Linked DNA regions of Mus musculus: region 2 is linked to region 1. A link is a loop called in an ENCODE intact Hi-C map of the cell type or tissue named here. Cell type or tissue: left cerebral cortex. All regions are shown on one strand.

Region 1 (8,000 bases):
ATTCTCACCAATTGCTTCTTTCCTGATTTTCATCATAATTACATTTTTTCTTTCTAGTTTTTGAGCTGGAGCCCCATGTAGCCCTGACTGGCTTTGAACTCTCTGTGTAACCAAGGATGGCCTTGAACTTCTGATCCTCTTGCTTTTCCTTCCTGCATGCGGAAACCACAGGCAGGTGCCACCACTCCCAGTTTAGTGGTGATGGGAGGAAAGCCAGGGCTTTGTGCACGCTAGGTAAGTATTCTGTTGGTTGACCTGCATCTCCAGCCCCTCCTATCCATCATGGGTTAAATTAAATGTATACTTAATCGATAGCCTTTTGTTCTGCTCGACTGTGAACTCCGTAAGATGAGAAAGCGAGTCTGGCTTGCTCATCAGCGTGTAACGCTGTGACTAGTCTTCACCTGTCTGTTGTAGGAGTGGGATGGGTGAGGGTCACTGGGGTGATGTTGAGGGAAAGTAGAAGAGTGACTGGGGCAGAGAATATTGCCAAAAGGAACATGTGGAGTCATGAGGGCATGAGGGGTCATGAGAACATGAGGGACCACGAGGGCATGTGGGATAGTTCTCACATGGCTGGAGATCCCTGCAGGGAACCTGCTAGGCAAGGTGTGGCTTACTTCTGTTAGGAGCCTCTCCATGCAGCTCTTCTCATCTCTCAAGTGGCAGCTCGGGTCCTCATCGAACTGGCCGTGGAAGCTTTTGCTGGGAGTGCTGAAGTATTTGGCCATGTGTCTCATTGTTTGGTTTTCTCCTTCAAATGCCTTCCATTGCTTCAGCTGTTAGTAAAGAAGAACACATGTTATTTATTTAATTACACACCCAGAAACACTTCCCTTGCTCTTTCTCATAAATACCAAGGAATGACACAGTCACCAACACACTCAGGCACAAGCTGTTTACTCCCCAAAATGCCATTTCCTCTGCAGCATTCATCGATTGCTGTGACAGAAAACATGGAGAACAGTCAGGTTTCGTGTTTTAAACGTGTCTGAGGATAAGATGGAGTATGATACAGAACACCCTCTCTGTTGTTAAAGTGTCGAAGGAAACAGGAGGAAGGACATGTCTAGAATGGTATTCTAAAGCTCTCATTGGAAGCCGACTAAACCTGAATGTGTCTATGAAGCTAATCTTGGTCATCAGTCAGTTGTTGAGGAGTGCTGTGTTTTTTGATATTGAGAGTCCAGTTCATTGTTGGAGACTTTTCTAAGCCAGATTAATGACCAAAGCACAAATAGAAACCAACTTATGTCAATGAAAACAGAATGTTTGGGCTGGAGAGATGGCTCAGTGGTTAAAGGCACCTATTGATCTTCCAAAGGTCCTGAGTTCAATTCCCAGCAACCACATGGTGGCTCATAACCATCTAGATGGGATCTGATGCCCTCCCTCTTCTGGTGTGTCTGAAGACAGCTACAGTGTACTCACATAAATAAATAAATAAATAAATAAATAAACAAACAAACAAACAAATAAATCTAAAAACCCAGAATGTCAGCACATGGCCATATTTTCTGACAGGGAAAGTGAGGACAGGAATGTGACTTTTCCAAGGTCACACAACACTTTTGACAGACTCACAACTGTAACCAAAACCACCACAGCTTGGATTCTCATCTAACTGATGAAGAGACAGATTGTTGGGGATCGAGAAACTGTCCTTGGGGAGCGATCTGGGGAAACATGGTCTGGCCCACTTTTATAATAACAGGGGTGATCTAGCAAATCATCAGACAGGAGTCTGGTGCGGAGTTTGGGATGCTGTGTCTACCTAGTGAGTACCACTGATATGAAGGACACGGTCCCTAGTGGTAAAGGTAGGAACCTTTTACCCTCTGTCTCAGCTCCCCTTATGGGGACATCTCTGCAGGGATGCCAAGGATTGGCTCAACACAGGCATAAGGCCATATCAAGCCTTGGGGCTCACGTCCCCTAAGCTGATGGAGCCACATTTTGACCAAAGCTCTCCAACCCCTTTTGGTCCCTCCCTTCTGAAGGTCCCAGTCCTTGAGACTTGACTCTGTATTTTCTGGGATATCCATTACTCAATCCTCAAGGGTCAAGGTAGTTCCTCCAAAGGACCAGCACATTTTTATTTCTGGCCTCTGGGTGATGTGGATGCTATAGGCTGGGTTATAGCTCTTCACAGTTCTTCCTTATCTCTGGGTCCTTGGAACTTGTTGACTGTAACCTAAGATGGCAAGTAGAATTTTGTGATGGTGATGTTAAGGCTTGGGGATGGAACAATTATTCTGGAGTATTCAGGTGGAGTCAATGTCATTACCAGAGTCCATATAAGAGAGAAGGAGGAGCCTGATGAGGGTGGTGGCGCACGCCTTTAATCTCAGCACTTGTGAGGCAGAGGCAGGCAGATCTCTGTGAGTTCCAGGACAGTCAGGGCTATACAGAGAAACCCTGTCTCAAGAATGAGAGGAGCTGGGATGGAGAGAGGGAGGAGGGCCAGAGAAGGTGGAAAGAAAGAGAAGGAAGGGCAGCCATTAGAATGCCCCATTGCTGGGTCTGAAAGGGAAGGAAGGGCCTTAAAGAAGGCAAGTAGTCTTTAAAAGCTGAAATAGTCAGGAAATGGAGTCCCCCCTTTTCTGAAAAAAAAAAAAATTGTAGATCAGGTGATACCTTGGTTTCAGTCAAATAAAGCCCATTTTTGATACTTGCCCTACAGAACTGCAAGATACTACATTTGTTCTGCTCAAAGCCATTGGCACCTATTAGAGCAGCCACAGGAACTCCTGTGGGAGTACAGCGTCATCTGTAACAGGCCACGCCGTGCTCCTAGAAGCTCAGAGCTGCAGAGGATCCAGGGGATCCCAGGTTGGTTCCCAGCACAGGAATGGTGGCTCGCAACTGTCTGTTCCGTTCCAGGGGATCTCGTACTCTGTTTTGGCTTCTGTGGGCACCAATAATGCACCTGGTACAAAGACATACATGCAGGCAAAACATTCATACACATAAAAAAATACAAATAAAGTCGACTTTAGCAAAGAGGCAAGATGGCACAGTGGGTAAGGATGCTTGCTGCTAGGCCTGGTGACCTGGGTTCAATCCCAGAGACCCCCCCCCCCTAGTGGAAGGAGAGAATTAACTTCTCCTTTGAGTTGCCCTCTGGTCTCCATCCACGCCCATGGCATGTACACACATCATACGCCCATGCACATATACGTATGCATATGCACACACACATACACACAAGTAAAATAATTTTTAAAATGATAAGATGAAAAGGGATATTCCGTCCTTGGAGCTCCTCCCACTATTGGGAGCTCTTTCTCATATTTTGTCTTATCTCTTCCGATCTGCTTGCTGCTATTCTCTCAAGACTGTCCTCCAACGCTCGTTTGATGTGAAGATGCCACAAGTTTTAGCAAAGTCTGGGGAGGCTTCCAAAGCATTCAATGCACATTGTAATTCTTCTTATGAATACTCCCTATGAGACTTAAGGAGGCGAAGGGCCCTGTGCTTCACCACATGTCCACAGTGGCTAAGATGTGACCAAAGGATACCTGAATAAGTGAAGGAAGCTTTTCTGTACAATTCTCCAGTCTTGTGGTTCCTAGATAAAGGGGACAAATCCTAAGTGTGTCGTGTACGCTGGGCAGGAAAAGCAAATGTCCTTGGAATTTTGTCTTTCGGAACGGAATGGAAGGGTGGGGGATGGGAGTTGGGGGATGGGTCACGCTCAGGTCGCAGAAGCAGGGGTTGTCTAATGGCTGGCGATGACCTCAGCGCTTGGCATCAGATACACCCAGGCATTTCCTGACAGCCCATGTGTGTACAAGCTTTTTGCCTTATATTCGCTTCACCCTGCTCTCTAGCGCTGCCTAGAGACGCTTCTAAGTCACAGCAGATCTGAAGGCTCTGGCCAGCCGGGGACTCATCTCCCTGCAGCTACCAACCGATCCTCTCCCAGGTTCCCTGGGACACTCCCATAATGTGCTCAGCTGTCTCACCGCCCTGGGGACTCAGTGTGAGTCTCACAAGGAAAGCCATGCTTCTGCCAAACATCTTTGGGCCAGAGATGAAATCAGTTTAGGGACAGACCTCGGTCATTTTTCTCTGATGAAAAGAACTTAGACCCTAAATCTACAATACTATAAGATATGGTTTAGTCTCATACCATGGTCAGTTTAAGAGGGAAAAGAGAGAGAGAGAGAAAGGGAGGGAGGGAGGAAGGAAGGGAGGGAGGGAGGGAGGGAGGGAGGGAGGGAGGGAGGGAGGGAGGGAGGGAGGGAGGGGAAGGAGGAAGCAGAATGCTTGTGTCTGAGGCTCAGGATGCACAGGGTTAGAGCGAGGAGCAGAAACCAAACTAGGACCATGCAGGGAGGTTGTGGATTCCCTCCATTTTCAAAGGGCATTTTGCTCAAATCAGAAAGCCTTTCCTTTAAAATTTCTTGGTGATAAGTTCTTTCTCCCCTTCTCCCCTTCTGCCTTCCTCCCCCCCCTTCCCTTCCTGTTTCCCTCCTCTCTCCCTCCCCCTCCTTCAGAGATGAACTTCGCCCCTAGACCGATTCTTCATATTCTTTATATTTTTTAATCAGTCTCTTATTTTTCTCTGTCTTTTGCTTCCTTCATTTCTTAGCTCAATACTTTTGTAGTGTCCAGATTGCCCACTCAGTGCTTCAGTTCAACCTAACATCATTTTTTTAAATCCCTGTTCAATATTTCATCATCTAAGACTAGATTCCTGGCCTTGTGGTTTACTTTTGTTGAAAAGAGGCAATGTCCTTGGAATCCTATTGACCAAGCAAAATAAATAGCTTGGAACATTTTCTACTGCGGAAGAAGGCATCGTCACGAAATCTTCAGAGGCTTGTTCACTTTTGTACCTGTGTGTTTTCCTTAAGAGACCTCTCCTCCTGAATGTATACCCTTACATGGAAGGAACTAGAGTCTCCTAGTGTAATAAATATAGTTTATTGATCATAAGCCGACTGCCATCACACCAGACATTACATATATTCAAGGCAGAGAGAACATAAAAGGGATATATCAACAGTCTCAGCCTGCTCCCCGTCGCCCCCAGGACAGTACAAAGTCTGTCTCTCAGAAGCCTTCTAGGCAACCTCTAGTGTTCCAAATGATGTTCTGGGGACACCTCTAGCTGTAAGGGAGGCTGACAGAGCAAATGCTTAGTTCTTTTCTAGGCAAACAAGAAAGGAAAGGAGCAGGGAAAGAAGTCTAGGAGGCCCAAAAGTTTCTCTTTGCCTCCCATCTCCCAGGAAGAAGGACCCCCACCCCCAGCCCCAACCCCTAGCCACCCCACACACACACCACCCCCACTCTTCCGGCATCCCAGACAATGAGCCTCTATTTCTAAGGGGCCTTCTTCAGCCCAGTTCCTACAACAACAAGATGCTGCAAAAGTTTCTCTGCTTATGGTACAAAGGCTGCACCCAGCCACAGAGACTCATGTAGATGCTCAAGTCCCCACCCCACCTCCTCCCGCCCCCCACCATGCTTATATTTGGTCGAATGTTTTGTTGAGAATTAGTGAGCAGAAAGGAGACTGGAGTGCCCATGCATCCGGAAGTTGACTGTAACCTTCTATCAGTCAGCAGTGGAATGAATCATTAGTTTTCACTCCAGGAAGGGGGATCAGAACGGGGCTAGCCTCAGGGGGAAGAAGAGCAGGAGAGAAAACGAAAACATCCAGTGGCTAGGTCGTTAAGGTGATGGATGAGGGCCTGCAGCCCATCAGCTCAGAAAACAACCACCAGCACTTCCCCTGGGCTTAAGGGTTCCTTCTACCTCTCTATGCCCGACCTCTGCTTCCGCCCTCCTTTATTTGATTTTATTCTTAACCTCTGCAATAGGAAATACATTAAAACCTCTCCCTTTCATAAAAAAGGAGATTCTGTGTTTCCCTCCAATAAGAAGAAAGGGAAAGCTTACTATGTAGCCAAGGATGGCCTTATCTCCTGCCTCCATCTCCCAGGTATTGAGATTATAGGGGCACACGACCACACCTGGCTAGGAAAACCATTCCCTGTCATGAAGCAGACATTTTTCTATGAACCTGCAATCCCAAATTAGAAAGGGGAGGGGGGGAAGGCTATTCTCTTGAAAGTTAGCCTGGGCTACACTGTAAGTTCCGAGGCTACGTATCAAAACATTTAAAAAGAAAAAAAAAGTCTTTTCTCTTAGACTAGTGAAAAAAAGAAAAAACTATCTCAAGGACTGAAAAGACACAAAAGAGGGGTTGATCAGAGTGGGGGCTGGGTGGGAAGTAGGGGTGAGGTCACCTCAAAAGACAGGCCCCACCATGGTAGTCCTCTTTGGCCTGACTAGGAAGCAGAACTTTCCTCTTCTAGGCACCGAGGAGGTGCAGAGGGGGCCCCAGCCCCTTCTTCTGACCACCCATCGTACCCCACGAAGAACCCTGGCCAGCACTCTGAGCATACCTGGGGAATGAAGACACAGCAGTTCACAGTGGTTGTGCAAACGAAGATACCTCCGGATGTGAGTCCAAAGACCAGATTGGGCCAGGAGTGCAGGTATCTGGTGACCACAAAAAGCAGCCCAGCGGTGAGGAGCAGGAGGTTGACCCCGACCATGATGGTTAAGGACTGGTTCACTGGAGGAGAGCTGACATGGTTGGTCAGGCCAGCCAGGTAAGCACCATACAGCAGCAGCAGCCCCTGCAGGAGGAGCAGGGACCAGAGGCACAGAAAGGGGGGACCACAGGTCACAGTAGTACCACTGGGGCCAGTGTCCTCATCAGTAACACTGGGCTAATAATATCTTTATTTTAAAAGATTTATTTATGTATGTATTTATTTTATGTATATGGGCACACTGTAGCTGTTAGTTCTGATAGTTGTGAACCATCATGTGGTTGCTGGGAATGGAGGTTGCTCGCTCTGGTCAGTCCTACTTGCTCTGGCCTAAAGATTTATTTATTATTATATCTAATTACACTGTAGCTGTCTTCAGACACACCAGAAGAGGGCATCAGATCTCATTATGGATGGCTGTGAGCCACCATGTGGTTGCTGGGATTTGAACTCAGGACCTTCGGAAGAGCGGTCAGTGCTCTTAACGGCTGAGCCATCTCTCCAGCCCGGCTAATCATATCTGCCTAAAGATTTGCTGCGTGCTTCTGCTAAGATATGACCCAAGAAGCCAGGAGCTAGCTCCTTACACCTATGACTTCTGAATAATGCCACTTCCTGTCCTTTACTGAGAATGGTTTATGAGAGGTTGGCAAACAAGACATCAGATAACGCAACATTCTTCTGGGAGAAGGCACAGGGCATTGTGTGTGTGGATCGGAGTTCCACAGACAGGGCAGCCAAGCCGGCTCCTGCTGGTGTGTGTGTGTGTAGGGGGTTTGCTACATATCCATTATGGCTTGGCAGTGAGTGTGGCTGAATGGCACATGAGAACTGAAAGTGACCCTTGAGCTGCTTGTCCCATCCTGTGCTGCTGTACTAGGGCAGTGCCGGAGGGAGGGGACTTATTATTTGTTTTCCCAGGGTGCTCAAAGGCACCATCTGCTTGCCAGGCTCTGCACCTGCAAGACTGCATGCATCTGCCTGGAAGGATGGACGCTGCTGTTTTCTGTTCGACACAAAGAACTCCATAGGCTGCCAGTGGCTCTGTGCAATGGGGGGTTTCTGGGAGATGAAAGATGGAAAAAGAGGAGAACAAAGGCAGGCTGGGACCCCAGCAACAGTGCGGGAGGCACAGGCAGCAGGCGCTATATATGAACTGCTTTGTGACATTGCCCGCCTCTACCACAAGGAACTGGGCCCCAGCTCTCTCCTCTCTTCACACACACAAACCTGCCAGGTCTTTATTAGGGAGAAAACAACATAGTATCAGGCGGTGCTGCTTTCCCCCAGAGGCAGCTGCATGCATATAGAGATCAGAGCTTTTATCAGCAGCACTCAGTATACATATGACTGCACACACTAGCCTTTCTAACTTGCTCAAAGGACTACGCTGTAAACCATCACTACCAAGGACATACACAGCCGGCC
Region 2 (8,000 bases), 47 kb before region 1:
TCTTCAGGTACAACCGAAACTTCTGCTTTTCTCCTGATTGGTGGTTGTTAGGGAGCCTGGTAGTTAACTCGAGTTCAACCTTAGGTCAGGTTCTCTAAGATGGAGCCTGAACCCAAGATGGAGTTGGTCTGGTTTCTCACTCATATCATCTCAGAAATATGTTCAAGCTTGCACAACCAAAGTAAAGGTCTCAGGAAGCATGCTTCTCTTCTGTTGTCAGTGTACTTTGAAGACTTCTCTGTCCCTGTGTGAGTATGTGCATGTGAGTTTGGGTGCCTAGGAAGGCCAGAGCATCAGATTCCCTTGAGCTGGAGTTCCTGGCCAGTTGTAAGCCATCTGATATAGGTGCTGGGAACTAAACTCAGGTCTCTAGCAAGGGCAGTGTATACTTTTAACCACTGAACCATCCTTTTAGCCCCATATTCAACATATCCCTTCTGTTCTATTTTATTAATTTCATTTGGTTGCAAAATATTTGTAAACTCTTTAAAATGATTTCACAATCATTAGTTCATTGAGAATATAGTTTTAAAAACTGGGCCCCTTTCCTCCCCTATTCTGTTAAACTAGTCTATTGCAGAAAGCATCTACTGGTATTGTCCTGTATGACAAGTCAGTATCCTGTTAGAACTGGGACCGCCCTTGAAGCCCAGCCCAGTTGAGGTGTAGGCTCTTATCCAGTTTTCCCCAAGAGGGGAAACCCATGCTCCATACTTGCCAAGAATGAACAGATGGTCTTGAACTGAGTCTCTGCTACAGATGGTATCACTTGACTTTGGATCCATTTGCTACCATGCCCTGCCCAGCAGACTGATGCTAGCTCCATGTACACTCAATATGCCTAGATAAACAGGGATATCGTTTTAAGACGGCTGGCTCATTTCCACGGATCGGCTGAGGGGAGGTTAGTCTGTGGGCTGGGAACTGGTTCCATGAAATAGTAACATTGTATCAACTGAGGGGAGGTTAGTCTGTGGGCTGGGAACTGTTTCCACTAAATGGTTACATTTAAAGCCAACAAAAGCCAGGAAGAGACTTAAAAGTTCTTCTAGTCACTCTAAATTTAAGAGAGCAGGGGAAATGGGGACAGCCTACTGTGATTCAAGTATAGATAAGGAAAATGATTCAAAATATAAGGCAGAACACCAGATACGCAGAAGGCCAAGTATAGATGGATAAGCGCACTGTCAGGGTATGCTGCAGCATCAAGAACCTGTGGCAGGCTAGGAAGACAGGGAGATTATAGACACATGAAAAAGAGTCTGCTTGGAGCCTATCACCCACTGGAAAGCATGAACTCCAGTACAATTAGTGTTTGTTATAGTGGCTGCAGAAATAGAGTTAATATTCCTTTCATAGATACATATATTTATGTTAGAATAGCAATGACCCAGGCTTAAGGTCTAAACGCATACGGCCTTGAGCAGGACCTCTCCAGACATCACCTGCAGCATCCCAGTGGACTATGTTTAGTTCAGACCCCGGACAAGGAGCTGAGGTGAATATTTTATATATCAAAGCTGACCTGGCCTCCAGGTTCTCCCAGCATCCCTCAGTTCCTACCTGGCATATCATGTCTCTAACTCTGAATTTTCCAGCCCTTAGTCTGGGCTGCCCTTCCCCCCAGAGGCTCTTCCCTATATAATGCAGACATTTTGGTTCCCTGGAGCTCCCCCCTTACTTCTCTCTCTCTTCTCTCCCTCTCTCTGCACACACTCTTCTTCTCTCTCCCCTCTCCCTTCTCATGGCGCCTCCCCTGGCCTCAGTCCTTGGGGCCAGTGAACTCCCTTGAGAGCAACTCCTCAATAAACCTGCATTTAATATAACCTAATATGATTTGAATTGGCTCATTTCACTGGCAGAGAAATACTTATTAGGCTACTCTTCTTTCTTCCATCATAATGTTTTTATTGATTATTAGAGAATTTCACATCTTGCATCTGATTACATTCCCTTCCCAATCCTCTCAGGTCTGCCCTCCCACCCTTGTCACTCCCTCCCCCCAAAAGAGTCTAATTTATATTGTCTATATACTCACTAAGCATGACCACATCCCCAGCAGCTAGCCCTTTAAAGAAAACTGAGTCTTTTCCTACCTGCATCCCTGACAGAAGCCCTCAATTGTGGAGAACTACACACGAGCATCCTCATTACAATTTTAAAAATGTTTCTTCCATGGTTTCCTGTCTAGACTGATACTTTGGTGGGGGCAGGGCGGGGCAGGAGTTACCACCAAAGCCGGCTATGTACCTCTTTCTCAACTGAGTCTGTAGTCATCGATGTCACTCAAAAGTAGCTTCCTTGTCCTCTACAGGATCATGGATTTCCACATGGTTTCTGGTGACAGCCTGAACCTCAGACGTCACCATGGTGTCACACACCTCCGTATCTGCATGGCCATTGTTTGCAGCATGGCCCTTGGACATCATCATGGTCTCAGGCTTTAGCACAGACTGTGGGCATCCTCGTGACTCTCAGTGGTAACACTGGTCACAGACATCGACAAGGACTCAGGCTACAGTACAACAGAGGACCCATACACGGCCCTTGGCAACACGGATCTTGGACATTAACATGGCTAGGGTGGCTTGTGTAGGCCACCCACATCTGATCAATTGTAATCTTCTCAGGTGCCTCCCAGGAACCACTTAGTGACACTTAGTGATATCACTTAGCGATAGTACTTCAATCCCCTACCCCCAAATTCCATAGATGGAAAACAAAACACAAACAAGCAAAAACCCAATGAGCTGTGAACCTCCCTTACGGAACACATATTCTGTTACTCCAGCTTGATCGGCCCTCACCTATACTCGCTTGACACTCCCCTTTCTCCTAAGCGCGCTACTTAAACCTTGTACTAAAATATTTATAATAAATCTCCAACTCTGCTTTATAAACTGGCTAGCCCTGAACTTTTTTTCAGCATGTGTGCCTTGAATCCCTGTTTGGGCTGAGTCAAGTGCTCTAAAACTCTAAGGGAACCTCTCGGTGTGCTCCTTGTGACCGTGGGGAGCTTGGTCTCCTTTACCTGTATCCACAAATGCTGGCAGACATTTGCATTGCCACAGCCTTCCTGAGACTCACAGTGAATGCTAAGTTTGTGCCCAGGTCCTGCTAGAGAGTTATAGCTCCTGCTTTTGTCAAGATCAGCTCCAGAATAGGCTGACTATAAATATGTAGGGAAAGGACTTTCCTGCCTACAGCTTGGGCAGGCAAGGATTCAAGAAACAAGATGAAACAGATTCCTACATAAAAGGAGAACTCTCTCCTTTGTAGAGTTGGAATCTGTGCAATTATGTGTGATAGTTTAAATTTAAGTTGATATAGCCAAGATGAGACAAGAAAATCTGCTCAGGGAAATGCTTTCTCTCAATTAGGAATTATAGGACATGTTTGTCAATTAGGACAAACATGAAAGATGTAAGTTCTGTTCTTGGAAGGGGTTTTCTGAAAATCGAGTTTGTTCTCTCTCTCTCTCTCTCTCTCCCTCTCTCTCTCTCTCTCCCCCTCCCCCCTCTCTCTCCCTCTCTCTCTCTCTCTCTCTCTCTCTCTCTCTCTCTCTCTCTCTCAATGTCCCAGGCAGAAATTCAAGTTCTTATACAAGTTAAATATGCAGATTTTGTAGGCAACCTTGTTTGGCTGTGGTGTCAATGTGCCCCTGATGGCCAGTGCTTGGTGCTCACGCGGTTGCTTCTAAGCAGTCAGGCCTTAATTGTGTTCTTCTCCTACCACATCAATATGCAGATGTCTCCTAGGGAAGTAAAGTAGGTTATAGAGGCAAAGGTGGCATGCTTAGTCCCTGGAGTCTGGAGGGATGACTTTGTCCAAACTGTATAAACACCGGCTCCCACCCTCACCTTGTGTGCATTCTGAGGATACAGCACAGTCCTTCCCCAAAGGGGAGGACGCTTGTATTGTCACGGTCACTGGACTCTAGCTCTGGCTTCTGATCTCTCATATGTACTGCTTTGCAGTCCTTTTCCCTATGTTTCTGTATCTTTGTCAATATGAACTTGAACTCTCTTTTTCTTTTCCTCCTCCTCTTCTTCTTCTTTCTCCTCTTCCTCCTCCTCTACCCCTTCCTTCTTCTCTTTTCCCAAGACAGGGTTTTTATGTGAGGCTCTAGCCGTCCTGGAACATAGTCTGTACACAGAGTTGGCTTTGAACTCAGATTTCTGCCTACCTTTGTCTCCTGAGTGCTGGGATTAAAGGCGGGCACCACCGCCACCAGGAAATTTTATTTCTTAAAGTAATATCCTCTTTCCCTTCCACCTCTTCTCAAATCTGAAATCTCCTACTAGAGCATTTGAGTACGCAGTAGAGTCACTAAAAAGTTGAAGCGAGGCTGGGTGCTGTGGTGCACACTTGTAATTCCAACACTTGGAAAGCAGAGGCAGGAAAATCACGTGATCAAGGGCAACCTGGGCTGTGGCCTCAGCTGCTGTATGCAGCAGGACGTTTACATAGATGCTAGATACTGTCTGTCCTGTGCTTCTTTCTCCTTCTTCAGGTTTCTCAGCCTGAACCCAAAAGTTCTTAACCTGGGGTGGGGAGGTGGTTATTAAAGTCCTGTGTTGCAAAAGAGAGGGGGGTGGGAGGAAGGAGGAAAACCCAACTACAACAAAAGGGCATTTAATTCCCATCCCTGCAATTAACTGCATCCCATAACAGGTAGATACCCTGTTGTGTTATTAATCTTTCTATTACTCTTATACCAACTGAAAATTTTCATGGCACTCCTTTAAAGAACAAAACAAAAGATTACAAATAGGAAGCTTGGTTGGATTTAAAATATACTTTGAAAACAGTCTAATAGGCCAGGTGTAGTGGCACACATCTTTAATCCTAGTACTCAGGAGGAAGAGGCAGAAAAATCTCCGTGATTTTGATAACAGCCTAGTCTATATGCTAATATAGTTATTGATATGAATAAACCCTATTGGACTATCAATGAATCCAACATTCAGGTGACTAAAACCATTAAACTGTTTATGAATATGATTTAACACGAAAGTGAGAGAAGAGACCAAAACACAGTGTTCTTGTTTGAAACTGTGAAAGAACAAAATTTACTAAATTAAAAATGAATACATTTTAGGGGGCTGGAGAGATGGCTCAGCGGTTAAGAGTACCGACTGCTCTCCTCCAGAGGTCCTGAGTTCAATTCCCAGCAACCACATGGTGGCTCACAACCATCTGTAATGGGAGTCGATGCCCTCTTCTGGTGTGTCTGAAGACATCTACATTGTACTCATGCACATAAAATAAATAAATCTTTAAAACAAACAAACAAAACTTGAATATGTTATAGAAAACTGCAAAAATTGTGTGGGTTTTTTTCCCCCTCCAAACTGTGCTTCCCTCTCTGACTCATGGGAACAAAGGGAAGCCATCTTAGAAGTCTAGCCAAAATTGGGCAGGGAAGGAAATGTTGGCAGGGCAACAACTTCTCCATCAAGAGTCAGGAGGTCTTAGGTATAGAGTTAAAGAAAGGAGGCTATGGCTGTAGAGGGAGAAATAGTCAAATCTTTTTCTGGAGTGGGGAGATTTCTCCAGGCACTAGAGTACCTGTTCTTTCTCTCTCCTTCCATGGATCTCTTTGGTCATTGTCAGACAAGCTGTCAACTGTCATGGCATTGGGGTGGCTATGCCGTTTTGAATGCAAACAAGGCAGTATTAAATGACTGAGAGGCTGCTGCTGACTCTGGTGGCCATCTTAGATCTAACCAGTTATGGCTAGTCCACCTTGAGAGAGATTTCTGGTCTACCCACATCCTATCCTCAGAGATAAACTAGCTTAGACATTGTTTCTCTTGACTTTACAATACTTTGAGGGTTTTTGTGGGGAATGAGTTTTGATTTATAAAGCTATTTATTTACTATTGTGCATTTGTGTATATGTGTGCCAGAATATGCTAGTGTGCTATACCATGACCCATGTATGGAGGTCAGAGGACAACTGGTGAGAAAAGCAGTGACAGTTGGTTCTGTCTTTCCAGCATGTTTGTCCCAGGAATGGGATTTGGGACATCAGGATTGACAGTGGGTACCGTTACCCCCGTTACCCACAGAACTATCGTGCTGGTCCCTGGATTTCTAAGGAAAAGTTCAATCGCAATAGCTGCCATCTTTCCAATCTCCACTGAAGATTGTGTTTTAATTTTAGCCAGGCTTCTGCATCGTCCAGGATGGCCTCAAACTCTAAGATGACAATGATATTGAACTCATGGCTTCCTCTTTCCACTTCCCAAGTGCTGGGATTGCAGGCTCAGACCTGTATTTTTTTTTTCAAATGACAAACACCAGAAAGTGTTTTTTAGAACACCCTTTTAATAATGCTACTTACATGTTACCTGAAAAATCTAGATTTACATGCTGTTATTAACAGTTCTATTCAAGGCATGACCTGTCCAGAGTCCTAGCTGTTAGGGAGACTGAGGCAGGAGGACCACCTGAAACCAGGATTTCAGGGCCTGGACAACATTATGAGGTCATGCCTCACTAGAAGTAAAAATCCTCTTCCTTAGGAGAGTCCCCAACTACCTCTCAGTGGACTGCTCTGAGCTTGTCAGTCCAGCCAAGCAGGTTATAGAGCAAAGTCTGTGTTCACCTAAAAAACAAAACATAACAAAACAAAACAAAACAAAACAAAACAAAACAAAACACAACACAAACGGTCACCCTTCCTCTGTATCCAATTTACTTATTTCTAAAACCCAGGCTCATATCCCAGTGCTGAGAAGATGTCTCCTATCCCAGCACAGTTGACTTCATCCTACAGGAATAGCACAAAGTGTTCAGCTTGCTTTTTGAGACAGGGTTTCTCCGTGTAGCCCTGGCTGTCCTAGAACTCACTCCATAGACCAGGCTTGTAACTTTATTTTTTTTTTCAAAATCTATTTTTAATGATGGTTCTTAAATGTTTTAACTTTCCTTGTAACCCACCATGCCACACCCACTTGTCGGGTCTGCATGACAGGCTGAAAAAGTCTGTAAGCACTCAATGAGGAAAAGAGTTTCAAGGAAACTCACCTCCTGGAGCTTTGGTGTTCTCATTTACCCATATACTTATACCCTATTCCCGAGTTAGTCTGGTGTATGGATCTACGAGCTCTCTTTTAATATTTTATTATAAATGCCTTTTAAGATTAAATTCTGTTATAGTTAAGTCTCCCCAGCGTTCCAAGGTCCCAGAACCCTGTAAGAATGCAGTAAGGAAGTTAACCTATTCAGTAACTAATTAAGCATTACAGAAGACGGAGCCAGTAGCTCAGAGCTGGTCTGCAAAATATTTACCAAGGACAGTAACATATCTCACTCAAACAAGGGAATACCAAAATAGAGCCAGGGAATCCCACTGAGATAGAAATCTTCAGTATATTGCATATTAGAAGCAAGTTGGTAAATTCTTCTGACAAATGGAGAATCTCCAGATACTTAAAAGTTACACTCATATAAGAATTCAGCAAGGCCTAGGAAGTAGGGAGGTTGTGATATTGCATTATTCATGAGGTCTTCCAAGAGTAGAACCCCCTGGTGCTAGCCTTCACAAGGTTCAAAGGTATAACACTGGAACGTGAAATCCTTGCCTGTCACTAAGCTGAACCTAGGCAGGACTGCTTTATCTTTACTGTAAACATCTACCTGGTTCCTGTAAGTCCCTTGGTAGTCATTCCTTTGTTTTGTATCAGGTAACTTCAATGTACCTTGCCTGCTGTGACTTCTGACCCCTTGTATTTTCTGTACTATATAAGACTGATTTTCACTTTTGAATTTACATTCAGATTCTACACAATCTCGCGTGTTGGTCTGTTTGTCACCCACCAACTCTTTGCCCACCTGCGACTAGAGACCCTGTCCACGCAGACAAAGGGACCCAGAGGGTCTGCGGCACCACCACCCACCAGAGGTAATGGAAAAGAAAGGATACAAGGGAAGTGGACCTGTTTAGAAAGGTTCTTTGGAATAATTCCCATCTGTGTTATCTGGAAATCAGT

The links. Peaks named below come from ENCODE experiments on the same cell type or tissue, not always from the same donor. Only the 100,000 strongest peaks of a DNase experiment are listed, where the experiment ranks them.
Region 2: a loop joins it to region 1, with 2.2 times the contacts of the local background. A loop is called at or near these places in 3 of 42 quality-filtered maps.

Annotation. Positions count from the first base shown.
Region 1 is chr16:37,990,656-37,998,655 of GRCm38, reverse strand. Gpr156 (G protein-coupled receptor 156) reads right to left here. Exons shown (of 10, transcript NM_153394.2): 8 at 6,420-6,656; 9 at 621-779. Among named protein-coding and RNA genes, the nearest start is that of Gm36225, 6.4 kb to the right of the region's middle. In left cerebral cortex, CTCF peaks have their summits at 3,837 and 7,513; DNase peaks (open chromatin) are centred at 3,828 and 7,509; H3K4me3 peaks cover 554 bases.
Region 2 is chr16:38,037,557-38,045,556 of GRCm38, reverse strand. All of the region lies in intron 3 of 4930542C21Rik (RIKEN cDNA 4930542C21 gene), which reads right to left. Gm46549 (a long non-coding RNA gene) reads left to right here. Exons shown (of 4, transcript XR_001781896.1): 4 at 7,788-7,906. Among named protein-coding and RNA genes, the nearest start is that of 4930542C21Rik, 24 kb to the right of the region's middle. In left cerebral cortex, no CTCF peak of the experiment used is centred here; DNase peaks (open chromatin) are centred at 899 and 3,193.